Linked DNA regions of Homo sapiens: region 1 is linked to region 2. Evidence: read pairs that join two places in POLR2A ChIA-PET (ENCODE). Cell type or tissue: PC-9. All regions are shown on one strand.

Region 1 (8,000 bases), 200 kb after region 2:
TTTTTTTTATGACACAGGAGTCTTCAGAAGTGAAGCCTCCCAAACTCAGGGAAAACTGTCTATTTTTATGGTTAGGTTTGATGAAGAATGGACGGCTGTGTAGAAATATGATTGGACAAAAAGGGTATGATCTGGCTGGGCATGGTGGCTTATGCCTGTAATCCCAGCACTTTGGGAGGCTGAGGTGGGAGGATTGCTTGAGTCCAGGAGGTTGAGACCAGCTTGGGCAACATAGCAAGACCCAGTCTCTACAAAAAATTTAAAAATTAGCTGGGTGTGGTGGTATGCGCCTGGAGTCCCAGCTACTCAGGAGGCTAGGGCAGGAGGATCACTTTAGCCCAGGAGGTCGAGTCTGCAGTTAGCTGTGATCGTGCCACTGCGCTCTAGCCTGAGCAACAGCGTGTGATCCATCTATAAATAAAAAACAAAACAAAAACAAAAAGAGTATGATCTAATAGTAATGGACTGAGGTGGGAAACCCAGCAAGGTCTGTCTGTCCAGAATTATTCTTGACCTCTGTGTAGCATTCCTTCCTCTCTGTTATAGGGCAGGACCCATTCTGGAATGAGGGTTTTATGATCTGCTATCGGACAAGACAGGTCAGATAATTTCTTTATGGCCAGGAAGTCGAGGCTGCAGTGAGCTGTGTTTGTGGCCTTGCACTCCAGCCTGGGCGACAGAGCAAGACACAGTCTCAGAAAAAAACAAAAAGCAACAACAAAGTGCTCATTATGCTAAAGTGCCATACTTGGGAGTATTATTTTCTGAGCCTCAAAAACCGATTGTCAGTGTTTCAGTATTTTGACTCCATGATCAATTATCTCTTATCCTACAAATTCTCAATAAGCCAGAATAAATTCCTGTGTATTTTCTGTAGCTCTATTGACTACACTTTAATAATAATAGCAAGACCTTTTTCATTGTTTTGCCGCAAGGATTGTAGAAGACTAAATTGGGATGCATTATCTAAAGTACCTGTAAAATAATCCATGTTTAGTAAGATAATGTGAAACTTCAAGAACCTAAGAACCTAAGTAAGGTTCTTAATTAGTTGCAACTAACATGAGCTACCCTCCTAATCTAAATCAACAGCCTGGTCCGACATGAATTAGTTTGAATGCCCATCCACAAGCCTCATCTACTTCCATTTTGGAGATGGCTTCTATTCACTTTTGGACAGTATTATTTTAGGAAAATTATACTATGCACATTTGTTGAATTTCATACAAAAGGATCCAATTTAATTAGAGATATAGTTTTACACTTTAGTCTACTTTTTAAGCTGGGCCGTCCATGCTGTCAAATTTCATAGCTGTCAGATAGACATTGCTTTTGCATAGTTCTCTGCAAGTTGTGACAGTGCCACTGTTTATCTTTTATGCACATAGGATTAAACGTGTGACCTGTGGAAGAGTGCTTGATTTGATGTCAGTTGAATGAGGAAGCCAGTCCCCTTAAATGAGTTAGATACGGGGCAAAATGATTTTTACTTGGAATTGTGTTTAAAATTCATTCTCATTCAGTTCAGTTTGTGTTCCCTTTAGTCTGCTCCTACAGTATGCAAAAGTACGAGCAAGAGGGTTGCTTATAAGCATCCTTGTCTTCTATTTAATTTTATTTTGAACTGCTTCTAGGGTAGTTAATGTTCTTCACTAGATCTTATATTAGCAGGAATGTCCAGACTTGGCACTCCAGGGTATTCCAGATACAGTGGTATTTGGCAGGGGGCTTGTGTTTTTCTTCACTCAAAGAACAACAGGATAGAGTCAGGAGTGCATCGTGAATTAAAACATCACAAGGCTTTGCTTGCATCTTCCCAGTTTCATTATTGTCATGTTCCCTGTTGGCCTGTTCTCCTTATGCCAGTGGTATTCCTTGTGTTATTATCATGCTGGCCTTACAGTTGCCATTCCTTGGTGACTCAAATGGCCATGTTAAAATATCTGGAATGTTCTTATTCTCAGCCAGCAATTTGAAGGGCCAATTGGTCTTATTCTTGGCACTGTTGATCTAGGTCTGGATCTGCTGTGGACTAGCTGTTTATCACTGGAGCAAATATAGGCCTCTCTCCTGGGCTTCAGTCTTACATGTGACTGCCTACCCAGGATCTCCACTTAGATGACCCACAGTAACTTCAGTCTCTACATGACCAAATCTACATGACCATGCCACCCTGCCCCACCCACCCAACTCCCTTCTGTGCACTTCTTGGGCTCCCTAGCTGAGAAAGTGGTACCACCATCTTCCCCCTACCCAGTCCCATCAGGTGGGCCTCCATGTTTTTCTTCTTCCCATCTCTACTGCCACCACCTTAATTCACCTGGACTGTCACGGTAGCAACTAAATGATCTCAATGCCACTCTTGCCCTTCTCCACTTTAGCCTCAGTTCAGCATCCAGAATGCTTTTAAAATGCAAAGCTGGTGTACACTTGTAATCCCAGCACTTTGGGATGCCAAGCCAAGCCAAGGCCCAGAGCCAAGCCCGTGGTGGAAGGATTGTTTGAGCCTAAGAGTTCACGACCAGCTGAGGCAACAAAGTGAGATCCTGTCTCTACAAAAAACAAAAAATTAGCCAGGTGTGGTGCTACATGCCTGTTGTCCCAGCTACTCCATAGGCTGAGGGGAGGATCGCTTCCATCTGGGCAGTTGAGGCTGCAGCGAGCCATGATCACGCCACTGCACTGCAGCCTGGGTGACAGAGTGAGACACTGTCTCAAAAAATAAGATAAATAAAATGCACATCTGATCATGTCACACTTCTGGTTAAAATTCTTCCATGGCTTCCCATTGCGTTTAAGTTAATATCTAAAATCCTTCCAACATGGATTCCAAGGTATTGCCTGTCTGTTCCCTGACTACCAGTCTGGCATCAGTGCATGGCATTGTACCCTTCTACACTGTGCTCTGGCCTCCCTGGCCTTTCAGTTCTTTGTTTGTGCCAAGCCCCTTGCTCCCTTAGGGCCTTCACACTGCCTGGAACATGCCTTTCGCCTAACTCCTACTAATTCCCAATCCTCCAGATCCCAGCTATGGTGCACTTCCTCAGTCCCCCAGACTGTTAGCCTCTCCCATTTATAGCTCTTATCAAAATGGTCGCTAGTTGAGTGATTACTTGATTAATGACTGTCTCTCTCTAGATCATAAGCTACAAGAAGGAAGCGACAGATGCCTATTCTGTTCATTCTATATCCCCAGTCCTTGCACAATGCCTGATTTACAATGGCATTTGATAAATATTTTTAAATGATTGAATGTAACTTATCTGAGCCTCAGTTTCCTCCCCTGTAAAGTGAGATAGCAACTGAAGATGACATTGTGAGGCTCAAGTGAGATAACACTAATAGCAACGCATATTATAAGCTCTTTATTATATATGATTTTATTTGCCCATAAAAGTGTTTTTTAAGCCTAAAAGTAGCATGCATGTATAGGGAGTTGTTTTTGCTCTCTGTTCAATACCTCAGCCAAAGGATTTAGAGGTTAATTTGAGAAACACAACACTGTGGGAGGTGGCAATAGGTCATGAGCCTGCAAATGTACACGAGGAAAGCAAGCCTTGCGGTGTCTCTTTTCTCCTCTCCCCTTTCCCCTCTCCCCCTCCTTCTGCCCTCTCTCTTCTCCTGTCTTCCTTTTCCCTTCTCTTCACTCCCCTGTCCCCTCTCCCCTCTGGTGAGTTCATTTCGTTACCCATTGGAAAAAGCCTAATCAAATGTGCCTTTGTTAGCAGTTTACAAAGCGAATGCTGAATGTGGTTTGTGTGCCTTGAATTTGTAATGGAATTAGAGGGCAGCCAGAGGACTGTGAATCTCCTTATGGGTGGAAACCATTCTGTTTAGTAAACTTGAAGCTTTTGTCAGTTGAAACCTCTGAGAAAATAAAGCTGAAGTGGGTGAGGCCAGTGTTCTTTGCCCATACTTTATTCACTGTTTGGATCACCTGTTTCAGCTCTCCAGGCAGTGACTTCTTATATAATTGTTTTTCATAGGGCAGTCCAGATGAAAAGAGTACCAATGAATCTGCCTCCAGCTGAATAAACCATGGAGAGGAAAAACCCATCCAGAGAGAGCCCCAGAAGACTCTCTGCCAAAGTAGGCAAAGGCACAGAGATGAAGAAAGTGGCTCGTCAGCTTGGGATGGCTGCTGCTGAGTCAGACAAGGACTCTGGCTTTTCAGGTTAAAAATATCTTATCCTTCCTCTGTTTTGTGAGTGAATGCTTTGCGTGAAAAATTTCCTCCCCAAAACTCATTTATGTGATAAGGATGGGATGCTTTCACACACAGGATAAATACTTACCTGCTTTAAAATGGTAATTCTGATGCCATATGTCAGGGTACCCATCAAAGTCACCACAGGGTTAGTTCTGAAAGAATTATTTAACATCTTTTTTCAACTTAGACTCTGAATCTTACACTTCCAACTATTGCAATTGGTCACTGGAAAAAATATTTAAATACTCATAATTCTGTTGTTTTACTTCCTTTTTCACAGGAATTATTACATTGTAGGGGAAAAATTGCTACTGCATGTAGTTTCCATGTAACAAATTGGAAGACTGCCAGTTAAATAAAAGTAATACTGTATATAATTTGTAAGGTAACTTTTTCATTGAGAAAGTAGTTTCGCTGTGTTTAGAAATGTACGCCTCCAACAACCCCTCCCCCCAGTCTCTATGCATTTTGTATTTGGACTGTGAGCCACCTGGCCTAGCTCTAAACTTGAGTATCTATTAGAGATAAGAAAATAGAACAGTTTTCCTTACAAGTTTTTCTTAAACCTTACCCAAAAGGGCTAGCTGCATATATATTGAATCATTCAATTTTGTGCTGGGGCTCTTTTTTTATTTCCCGCTCTGAGGGTAGTGGCTTGAATATGGCGCTAGTGTGATTTTTGGCGCGGGGATGCAGAGGGGTGATGCTGAGGGATTCTGGTCAAGTCAACATCCTGAGAGTAGAACCCTCTCAAGGAGAAGATTTATATTATCCAGACTCACAAAGACAAATCAATCAATTTTGATTTATTAACTTATAGTGAGAAATGCAGCTGTTAGGAAAACTAGAACTCTCTTGTCTTTAGATTGGCATATTTTCTCCCTGTAGGCATGCTGCTTGAAAAGGCAAATTATAAATAGACCGTTGCTCAAAGAGGAACAGAGCGCCAACCAAGGGATTAGATTAAAAGGAATTAGTTGCCCTGCCCAGGGCCAGGACAGTCCAGGGAAGGGCGGGCCAACCTTCCCTTTGGATTTTTCTTCTCTCTCTCAGCATTGTTTCCTAAGCCTGCCTCATCATAAGGCTCACCTGAGGCATTTGTTAAAAATATTGATCACCAGATCTCCCTCCTGGAGACTCTTTCAAGGGTCTGGACAGGGCCTGGAATGTGGGTTCTTTTAAAAAACAAGTGTTTCTGTTGTATGATCAGACAGGTTTGGGAAACACTGGAGGCCTAGTGCCTCTTTTTTTCTTTTAATATCACGTTTGCTTTTTGTTTATGTTTCATTTCATGAATACGTGCTCATTGTAAAAGCTTGGACAGGTAGGAAAGCATGAAGAAGAAAAACATTATCCATAATCTTACCATCTATTATTTCCAGTACTGTTGACATTTTGACACTTCTAACAACTTCAACTTTGTCAGGCCAGTTGTTTTAAGAATATTGTACTACTCAGATATAAGGTGGTATTAAAATAATCAAACTCATTATGCCCCAGAAAGTAGCCCCAGTGAATGCCACTGGAATGCTTCGAGCCACTCTTGGGCCAGGTGCCAGTGATTTCCTCACTGCCTGAGTTATTCCAGTTACCTTGGAGTAGGATGAAATTTGCAAAATCAAGACAATTTTTCCCATTTTAATTACCACATTTGTAGTTCAAAAAATTTCAAATCTATACAAAAGCAAATGAATACCCCATATGTCTATCTTTTTGCCATATATGCTTTCTCTCTCTCGCTCTCTTTACACACACACACACACACACACACACACACACTCTCTCTCTGAATTATTTGAAAGTAAATTGCAAACACTTGACATTTTACCCCATGTAGCTTCAGTACAGATTTCCTAAAAACAAGGACATTCTTCTATGTAGTTATAATATCATTATCATACCTAAGAAATTTAACACTGATACTTATCATTAGCTACACTCCATATTCAGATTTTCCCCCATTGTCCCAATAATGTCCTTTATAGCTGTTTGTCTTTTTGTCTGTTTTGGATCCAGAATCCAACTGAAGATTGAGCATTGCATTTAGTTGTCCTGTCCTTTAGTCTGGTTTAGTTTATAACCACTCCCCTATCTTTTCTTTCCTTTTTTTCTTTCTTCTTTCTTTATGACATTGACATCTTTGAATGAGTCAGGCCTGTTGCTTTGTAGAATGTCTCACACTCTGGATTTTCTGGTAGTGTCCCCATTATTAGGGTCAGGATTAGCATCTTGACCAGAATACTATGTTGTTGATGTTGTATCCTTCCCATTGCAACACATTTGGAGACTCATAAGTTAGTCTTACTCTTGGTGATGCTCTGGTTGGTTGATCACTTGGCTAAGATAGTGTGTACAGATTTCTTTACCATTAAAGTACCCTTTTCTCTTTGTAATTAATAAGTAATTTATGGGATAATACTTTATAATTGTGTGACTATCCTATTCCCCAACAAACTGTTTACCAGAGTTAGCATCCATTGATGATCTTTGCCTGAATCATTACATTGGCGGTTTAAAAGTGGTGATCTTGGCCGGGCGCGTTGCCTCACACCTGTAATCTCAGCACTTTGGGAGGCCGAGGCAGGTGGATTACCTGAGGTCAGGAATTCGAGACCAGCCTGACCAACATGGAGAAACCCTGTCTTTAATAAAAATACAAAATCAGCCAGGCGTGATGGTGCATTCCTGTAATCCCAGCTGCTCGGGAGGCTGAGGCAGGAGAACCGCTTGAACCCGGGAGGCAGAGGTTGTGGTGAGCTAAGATCATGCCATTGCACTACAGCCTGGGCAACAAGAGCGAAACTCTGTCTCAAAAAAAAAAAGGGGGTGATCTTCTAATTTTACCATTCTTTGTACGTCATTAGCTGACATTCTTCTGTAAAAAGTGCTTTCCCTCCTCCCTCTTCTTTTGAGTATCACTAATGTAGTCATGGAATTCTTTTGTAATTCAGTTTGTCAACCTGTTAAAATCATCATTTCTGATACTCAAATTGTCTCAAATTTGACCAGCAGGAGTCCCCTCAAGATAGCTCTTGTGTCTCGTTGACATGTCTCTGTTAGTGTTTGAGCACTTCTTTGCTTTCTGGGACAAGCAGCTGTCCAGGCTCATCTCGTATCTTCCCTGTCAAAGTCTTGGAATCAGCTGTTTCTCCAAGGACCCCTCATTTCCTTTATGTGCAGAATGGCATTTAGAAACCAAGATCTGGGCACTCAATATGTACATTGCTTCTGGGCTCATTTGTTTTCAGTCTAATGGTTCTTAACTAGAGGTGTACATTTGGATTACTTGTGTTTTGTGAAATACACCTACCATGGAACCAGGTAAATCACTTCAGTAGATCAAGGGAAGGATCCCAACATTTATGGTTTTTTAAAAGTATCACTGGAGATTCTAAATCATATTTCCATTGATGTATATCCTTCCAGTCATACAGTCTTCCTTAAGCTGGAGAAAATGCAATTGTTTTGAGGTTTACAGATTGGTTTTGTTTTTTTAATTGTAATTACATCTTGTGGTACCCAGAGCCTCTGAAGGTCTTAATCCTACCTTGGGCCATACTCGTCTCCTTTCTCAACATAGATTCTCGAAAGTAATAAACTAACTTTGAAACCTTGAACTCATTTCTCCTGTAGACTGATGATGATTACTTTCATGTGAGCCCTAATTGAGGCAGGTTTTTGTCTGTAAGAGAGTTAGAAAGGAAGTCAAACTCGTCCTAGGGCAATAATTCTTAATCTTTGGTGGAGGAGGGATTAATTATAGATCCCATTGAAAAGCCAATGAAAGCTA
Region 2 (8,000 bases):
AAACCAAATCATGGGGTGGCACAAAGCATGGGGTATGGCCAGGAATTGAAACAGTGAGGAGCAGAAGCCAAAGATGCCAGGATTCAATGCCCAGATAGAAAAGGCACAAACCGCAGGAGTGGGCCATGGTCCAACCAAGGGAGGAAGCTGCCCTTTGGGTACCAGAGAGTTCTGATTAATGCCCTAGGGCAGGATCTGTTCTTTGTGCGTGAACACCTCTCTTGAAGGCCCAGAATCCCTGCCACTGACACCACCCACCTTGGTAGACCCACTGAGTCATGAGTCTAGTTCCTAAGCCCTAGTCAAACCTCAGTCAGGATCACAAAGCTCATGCATTTGACTCATGGGGTAGTCTATGGTGCTGGATTCTGTACCTCTTTATTCTTCTTTTAGAAGCAGTCTTAGCAAGCTTAAGTAACTAGTTTCCCAGGCCATGATGGATTGGATTCGTGCATTAGAAATGGGGAGAGATGGCTGGGCGAGGTGGCTCACACCTGTAATCCCAGCACTTTGGGAGGCCAACGCGGGCAGATCACCTGAGGTCAGGAGTTCGAGACCAGCCTGGCTAACTTGGCGAAACTCCATCTCTACTAAAAATACAAAAATTAGCCGGGCGTGGTGGCAGGCACCTGTAGTCCCAGCTACTCAGGAGGCTGAGGCAGGACAATCGCTTGAACCCAGGAGGCAGAGGCTGCAGTGAGCCAAGATCATACCACTGCACTCCAGCCTGGGCAACAGAGTGGGACTCCATTTCAAAAAAATAAAATAAAATAAAGAAATGGGGAGAGATGGCTGGGCACAGTGGCTCACGCCTATAATCCCAGCACTTTGGGAGGCTGAGGTGGGTGGATTACCTGAGGTCAGGAGTTCAAGACCAGCCTGGCCAACATGGTGAAACCCTGTCTCTACTAAAAATGCAAAAATTAGCCGGCGTGGCAGCAGGCGCCTGTAATCCCAGCTACTCAGGAGGCTGAGGCAGGAGAATTGCTTGAACCCAGGAGGCAGACGTTGCCTTTTTGAAACTCTGTCCCGCCGCCTCCAAAAAAAAAGAAAGAAATGGTGAGAGATGCTATTAAGGAATCACCATCACAGCAACCAGAACTAATATGCTACAGCAGTGCTTCTTGGCCCCAGCCCTGATGACACTTGGGGCCAGCTCCCTCTTCACTGTGGGGGCTGTCCTTTGCCTTGCAGGGGGGTTACCAGTAGCACCTCCTCTATTTATGTCAACCAAAAATGTCTCAGATATTGCCACATGTCCTTGAAGGACAAAATCTCCCAGATTGTGAACCACTGTGCTGTAGGAAGAGAGTAAGCAGCAGTTACAAGTCCTCCAACTCCTGACAGCTCTCTTGCACTTCTGCCACGCAGACGAATAGTCCCCAAGAAGCTGCAGGATGGTGCTGACCAGCCCATCTGCAAAGACCCTGTCTCAGAAAGCGTGGGAAGTGTATGCCCAAAGGGTGACAGCGCTTCCCTGGGGAAGGTTCGAAGAAGGAATGTTTTTCTTCTCTTGGCATCTTTTGACAGTGCCTGGCACATGTTAGACCTTCAGTAAATATTTGAATATTTGTTAAGTTAAATTAGATTATAAAGGTTTCTAGGCTGATTCTGTACTGGTTTTGGACTTAGAAAGGGATGGATTGTTAAGCCTTTTTTTTTTTTTCAGACAAAGTCTTGTGCTGTCACCCAGGCTAAAGTGTCTTGGCACAATCACAGCTCACTGCAGCCTCTACTTCCTGGGCTCAAGTGATCCTCCCCTCCCAACCTCTCAAGTAGCTGAGACTGTAGGTGTGGGCCACCACGCCCACATCATTTTTTTAAATTTTATGTAGACAGGGAGTCTCACCATGTTGCCCAGGCTGGTCTCAAACTCCTGGCCTCAAGCAATCTTCCCACCTTGGCCTCCCAAAGTGTTAGGATAACAGGTGTGAGCCATTGCACCTGGCCTCTTCTGATGAGATTTTCTCAATCCTTCCAGGCCCATCTCCATTCCTGCTTCCTTCCCAAAGCCAGTCCCGAGTCTTCTCTCTCCTGACCCCTCTCCACCTCCCTCCAGCACTCTGACCTACTATATGCTTATCTTGTAGGTCAAGAGGAAGTAAGAATCTCTGTATCCCACTGAAGAGTGTGCACCAGGTGCAATCAGATAACCAGGGTGTCACAGGGTAGAGGTCTCTGTCTCATGTGTTTTTTTTTTTTTTAAGTTTTTTTTTTAGAGACAAGGTCTCGCTATGTTGTCCAGACTGGACTCAAACTCCTGGCCTCAAGCAATCCTCCAGCCTCGGCCTCCTGAGTATTCGGGACTGCAGGTGCACACCACTGCACCAGGCTTCTGTCTCATTTCTGGTTTGTGGTGTGTGCCCCTTTCTCTTTCACTGCTCAAGGGGTAAAGAAAATTGAGATCTGACTTATGGGGCCAAAATTAGGGGGGGAAGAAAAGCACTGCTGTCTGGCAGCTGGGGTCTCTCCAAACATATTCTCTTTTTTCTCAGAACAGCATGACGAAAAACATAAGCTGAGCCAGAGTAACTGCTGTCTGGCACAGCACAGGGTAGTTGCGTGCGTGCATACATGTGTGTGAATGTGTGAGCGGATAAGGATGGGCATGCTGGAGAGCGAGTGAGAGCGCGTGGGAGGGTACGTGAGGACATGCGTGTGTGTGTACTTGCGCACACAAGCTCTATACACGCGTTTTCTACTTGGGGTTATTCAGGGTCGGCATTCCAGTTGTTGGAAGCAGATCCTCAGCTGAGTGGCCTCTTTTGTAACCAGGGCCGTAGGTCTGAGCATTTCTTTTTGCAGTAGAAATGGGCTCTGTGATGAGTCACACCAGTGGCTGGACAGAAGGGAGACTTGGCTGAAGAAGCAAGTCTTCCTGAGTGGGTCTAGGGCAGCCACGGCCAGACCCTCACACAGAGACAGCCCCAGAAAGAGTGGCCCGTGGCAGGTGTGGGAGGCTCCTGGAGCATACTCACCGTCTGGGAGGGTTACATCTCTGGACATCAAGGTGGGAGCACACAGCTTGGCATGCACCCAGGGGCCTGGGCAGACCTTCACACTCACCTTGGAAGAGATGAGCGAGCAGCCATTCCCGCTGGCCCAGGACATTCACACCATGGGAATTCCCAAGGGCTCTGTCCTAAGAGATCTGATCTGAAATCCAAGCTCAGCCTGAAAAGAAATTGGCCCAAGTCATCCTAGTCCAGTCCCCACTAGGTGCTAGTTCCCAGCCCAGAGTCCAGGACAAGCACTCATTCCTACACTCCTGCTGGGAACCAGGAGAGAGACTTACACACCAGGAGACAGAATGAGTTATGCAAAGTCCCAGGGGCGGCCTTTCAGGGTGGTCAGGATGAACCAGGAACTCGCAAACAAGCTGAAGAAGGCACAGCAGAGAAGCCGATGAAGACTCACACTGAGAAAACACTTAGGGGGATGTGTCACCGGCACCGTGCCAAGCGCTGCATCATCCACCAACTCAGATCTTTGAAGCAATGCCTTAAGGGCACTGGGGCATTAGGCTGCTCAGCGGGCAGATGAGCAAACGGAGGCTCAGAAAGCGGAAGTGACTTTCCTGTTAGCACGCAGCTATTAAGTGCAGAGCCGAGATTCAAACAAAGTCAAGAATGAGGTACAAAATGTCTAGCAATCAGTAGGCTGGTTAAATAAACACTGATTTATTTATGGAATACTGGGCAGCCATTGACATTTCTTGGTAGAAGAATAGTTAATGGCCTGGAAAGATGTTCAAGATATGTAATTGAGCAGAAAAAAAAAAAAAAGCAAGGTACAAAACAGCATGTGCAGAGAGATTATTAAAACATAAAATACAGGCCGAGCACAGTGGCTCCTGCCTGTAATCCCTGCACTTTGGGAGGCCAAGGTGGGTGGATCACCTGAGGTCAAGAGTTCGAGAGCAGCCTGGCCAACACGGTGAAACACCATCTCTACTAAAAATACAAAATTAGCAGGGCATGGTATGCACGCCTGTAATCCCAGCTACTTGGGAGGCTGAAGACAGGAGAATCTCTTGAACTGGAGAAGTGGAGGTTGCAGTCAAGATCGCACCACTGCACTCCAGCCTGGGCAACAGAGCGAGACTCCATCTCAAAAAATAATAATAATAAAAAAACACACACAAAATACAGAGGTATGATTTCCGAGGAAAAAACTCAGAATATCAGCAGGGGCTTTCTCTGGATAATAGGAGTAGGTGTGAGTTCTACTCTATGGGTTTGTTCCTTTTTCTTACAATGATCATTTTGTAACAATGACAAACCTGACTTGGAAGAGTCCAGGCTGTGTTTCAGTTGTGTGGGGAGTGGGGGTGGGGAGGCGGTGTTTTGGTAGGGGGTGATGAGGGGATGATGGCTGGCACTGTGAGGTGATGGCTGAGCAGGTAGGAAGGTGTGGTGAGAAGCAATGCCTTTCCTAGGAACATATCCATCTTTCTTTTTCTTTTCTTTTCTTTTTTTTTTTTTTTTCTGAGATGGGGTTTCACCCTTGTTGCCCAGGCTGGAGTGCAATGGCACGTGATCTCAGCTCACTGCAACCTCTGCCTCCCGGGTTCAAGTGATTCTCCTGCCTCAGCCTCCGAAATAGCTGGGACTACAGCTACACCCAGCTAATTTTTTATTTTTAGTAGAGACAAGGTTTCACCATGTTGGTCAGGCTGGTCTCGAACTCCTGAAATCAAGTGATCCGTCTACCTTAGCCTCCCAAAGTGCTGGGATTACAGGCGTGAGCCACCGCACATGGCACACATCCATCTTTTTTCCTTTTTCATTTGTATCTTTTTTTTTTTTTTTTTTTTTTTTTTGAGACAGAATCTCCCTCTGTCACCCAGGCTGGAGTGCAGTGGTACCATCTCAGCTCACTGCAACCTCTGCCGCCCAGGTTCAAGCAATTCTACTGCCTCAGCCTCCCAAGTAGCTGGGATTATAGGCGCCTGCCACCGTGCCTGGCTAGTTTTTGTAGTTTTAGTAGAGACAGAGTTTCACCATGTTGGCCAGGCTGGTCTTGAACTCCTAACCTCGTGATCCACCCATCTCAGCCTCCCAAAGTGCTGGGAATACAGGAGTGAGCCACTGTGCCAGGCCTTTTTTTTTTTTTTTTCTTTTTTTGAAACAGAATCTCACTCTGTCCCCCAAGCTAGAGTGCAGTGGTGCAGTCACGGCTCACTGTAGTCTTGACCTCCTGGGCTCAAGCAATCCTCCTGCCTCAGCCTCCCAAAGTACTGGGATTATAGGCATGAGCCACCACACTTGATCATCTTTTTCCTAGACCTGACAGCCAGCAGGAGAGGCTGGGTACCCTGGCTGGTTCTCTGCGTGCACACGTGATTGAGTTCTACCAGTCTGGGCCTGTCCTTGCAATGCTGGGGGCAGGTGAGAGTAGGGAGGGGACAGAATTGGACCAGATGTGTCCTAGATATGCACAGAGAAGGTGCAGGTAGCTGGTGACAGGGACTTAAATGTGTGTGTGTGTGTGTGTGTGTGTGCCAAGTTCAGAGGGGAAGGTGCCCTGCTTAAAAATAAGAGTGGGCCAGTTGCAGTGGCTCACACCTGTAATCCCAGCACTTTGGGAGGCCGAGGCAGGCAGATCACTTGAGGCCAGGAGTTCAAAACCATCCTGGCCAATATGGCAAAACCCCGTCTCTACTAAAAAAAAAAAAAAAAAAAAAATTAGCCAGGCATGATGGTGTGTGCCTGAAGTCCCAGCTACTCGGGTGGCTGAGGCACAAGAATCACTTGAACCCAGGAGGTGGAGGTTGCGGTGTGCCAAGACTGCACCGCTGCACTCTAGCCTGGGTGACGGAGCGAGATTTGGTCTCAAAATAAATAAATAAATAAAATAAAAAGAGTGGCAATATAAGTCCAGCCATCTAGAACTGTGGGTCTCAATCCCTTGAGACCCAATGACATTCCCTTTAAAATTGATTTTTAAATATTTTGTAACAGCAACCTGAAAGTAAATGTGTTAATATAACCTACCTACTGACATAATATTTTTAATCGGCCAGGCGCGGTGGCTCACGCCTATAATCCCAGCACTTTGGGAGGCCGAGGTGGGTGGATCACCTAAGTTCAGGAGTTCGAGACCAGCCTAGCCAACATGGTGAAACCCCATCTCTACTAAAAATACAAAAAATTAACCGGGTGTGGTGGTGGGCACCTGTAATCCCAGCTACTCGGGAGGCTGAGGAAGGAGAATCACTTGAACCCATGAAGTGGAGGTTGCAGTGAGCTGAGGTGGCCCCATTGTACTCCAGCCTGGGCAACAAGAGTGAAACTCCATCTAAAAAAAATATATACATACATATACATATATATATATATATATATATTTTAATCATTATTATTATAACTATATCATAAAGGAAAAATATTAAAATGAAACAACAGGTATTTCAATATGTAAATGGTCAGGAATGACTGCATTCCGTATGTAAATGTTTAGGCATGACTGCATGAGAAGGCAACATTTCCACCACCACCAACGCTCATGCGGGCACACACATTTCCAAAATTCTTCCTAGGGGAGATTCAACCCTGAGGACCACTGATTTAAATAATAGCAGGCTGTGGCTCACGCCTGGAATCCCAGCACTTTGGGAGGCTGAGGCGGGCGGATCACGAGGTCAGGAGATCGAGACCGTCTTGGCTAACACAGTGAAACCCCGTCTCTACTAAAAATACAAAAAAAAAAAAAATTAGCCGGGCGTGGTGGCGGGCGCCTGTAGTCCCAGCTACTTGGGAGGCTGAGGCAGGAGAATGGTGTGAATCCGGGAGGCGGAGGTTGCAGTGAGCCGAGATGGCACCACTGCACTCCAGCCTGGGCAACAAAGTGAGACTCTGTCTCAAAAATAAATAAATAAATAAATAACAATAGCTGGCCTATAATGGGTGCTTTCTTTTTTTTTTTTTTTTTTTTTGATACGGAGTCTCGCTCTGTCGCCCAGGCTGGAGTGCAGTAGCGCGATCTCGGCTCACTGCAAGCTCCGCCTCCCAGGTTCAAGCCATTCTCCTGCCTCAGCCTCCCAAGTAGCTGGGACTACAGGCACCCGCCACCATGCCCGGCTAATTTTTTGTATTTTTAGTAGAAACGGGGTTTCACCAGGTTAGCCAGGATGGTCTCGATCTCCTGACCTCATGATCCACCTACCTTGGCCTCCCAAAGTGCTGGGATTACAGGTGTGAGCCACCGTGCCCGACCATAATGGGTGCTTTCTATGGGCCAGTGTTCCAGTGGCAAGGGAACATGAATGGCATGGGTGTAGCAGGAGGCAGGTGGCTTGTGTGGAGAGCATGTGAGGTGGGCCAGTGTGGCCATGCACACATGAAAAGAGAGAAGCTGTGGTCCTGTGGTGAGAAGGAGGAAGCAGCTGCCTTCCCTCTGGGCTCCTCTCTTGACATCACATCCTGCCTTGGAGGAGGAGCCCAATGAAGACAGCATCTAGAGATGATTTGGGTTGAGGATCCCATGTTGATCAGAATTCACCAGGCCTTTCAATGCTCACTTCCTCCCCAGGAGGTGAGCTCGAACTTCGGACCCTCAGATGAATCACAGAGACCACACATGGAGACCCATCTCCCTGTTTTGTAATCTCCATGCATTCGTAGCCAATCTCCCAGCCACACCTTCTCAAGTCCTGATAGCCATTCGCAGTCTCCCCAGCCTCCACTAGCAAAGGAGAGATGAGAGGGCTCCCAGCCCATGGCCCTGAGGAGGGTGAGGACTGGGCCAGACACCTTGGGCTAATCGATAAGGAGCCTCTTGAAATACCCTCGTCACTTCCTGGCTGTGTGCTGAGCCACTCTAGGGGAAGAGGGATTCTCAGACAACCCTTGGGCCAGGCACTTGGATCTTGACTGGAATAATTAGACACAGAGCCAACAATGATGTCATGCCTCTGCAGAAGAAAGAAGGATGACTTTGAGCAAGGTGCTTACCTTGGCCTCAGTCCTCTTGTTTGTCAAGTGAGCTGGGGTGGACCT

Evidence for each region. ChIA-PET counts read pairs that join two places held together with the same protein. Peaks named below come from ENCODE experiments on the same cell type or tissue, not always from the same donor. Only the 100,000 strongest peaks of a DNase experiment are listed, where the experiment ranks them.
Region 1: POLR2A ChIA-PET joins it to region 2 with 15 read pairs; 8 of 35 experiments call an interaction of 5 or more read pairs at or near these places.

The regions. Positions count from the first base shown.
Region 1 is chr14:77,101,671-77,109,670 of GRCh38, forward strand. It overlaps CIPC (CLOCK interacting pacemaker), which reads left to right. Exons shown (of 4, transcript NM_033426.3): 2 at 3,987-4,174. The coding sequence starts at 4,039. Among named protein-coding and RNA genes, the nearest start is that of CIPC, 7.4 kb to the left of the region's middle. In PC-9, CTCF peaks have their summits at 7,091 and 7,299; no DNase peak of the experiment used is centred here.
Region 2 is chr14:76,901,595-76,909,594 of GRCh38, forward strand. No RefSeq gene overlaps it. Among named protein-coding and RNA genes, the nearest start is that of LINC01629, 54 kb to the right of the region's middle. RefSeq lists enhancers at 2,257-2,994, 2,820-4,019, 3,299-3,348, 7,259-7,318. In PC-9, no CTCF peak of the experiment used is centred here; DNase peaks (open chromatin) are centred at 2,787 and 3,537; H3K4me3 peaks cover 364 bases; H3K27ac peaks cover 2,242 bases.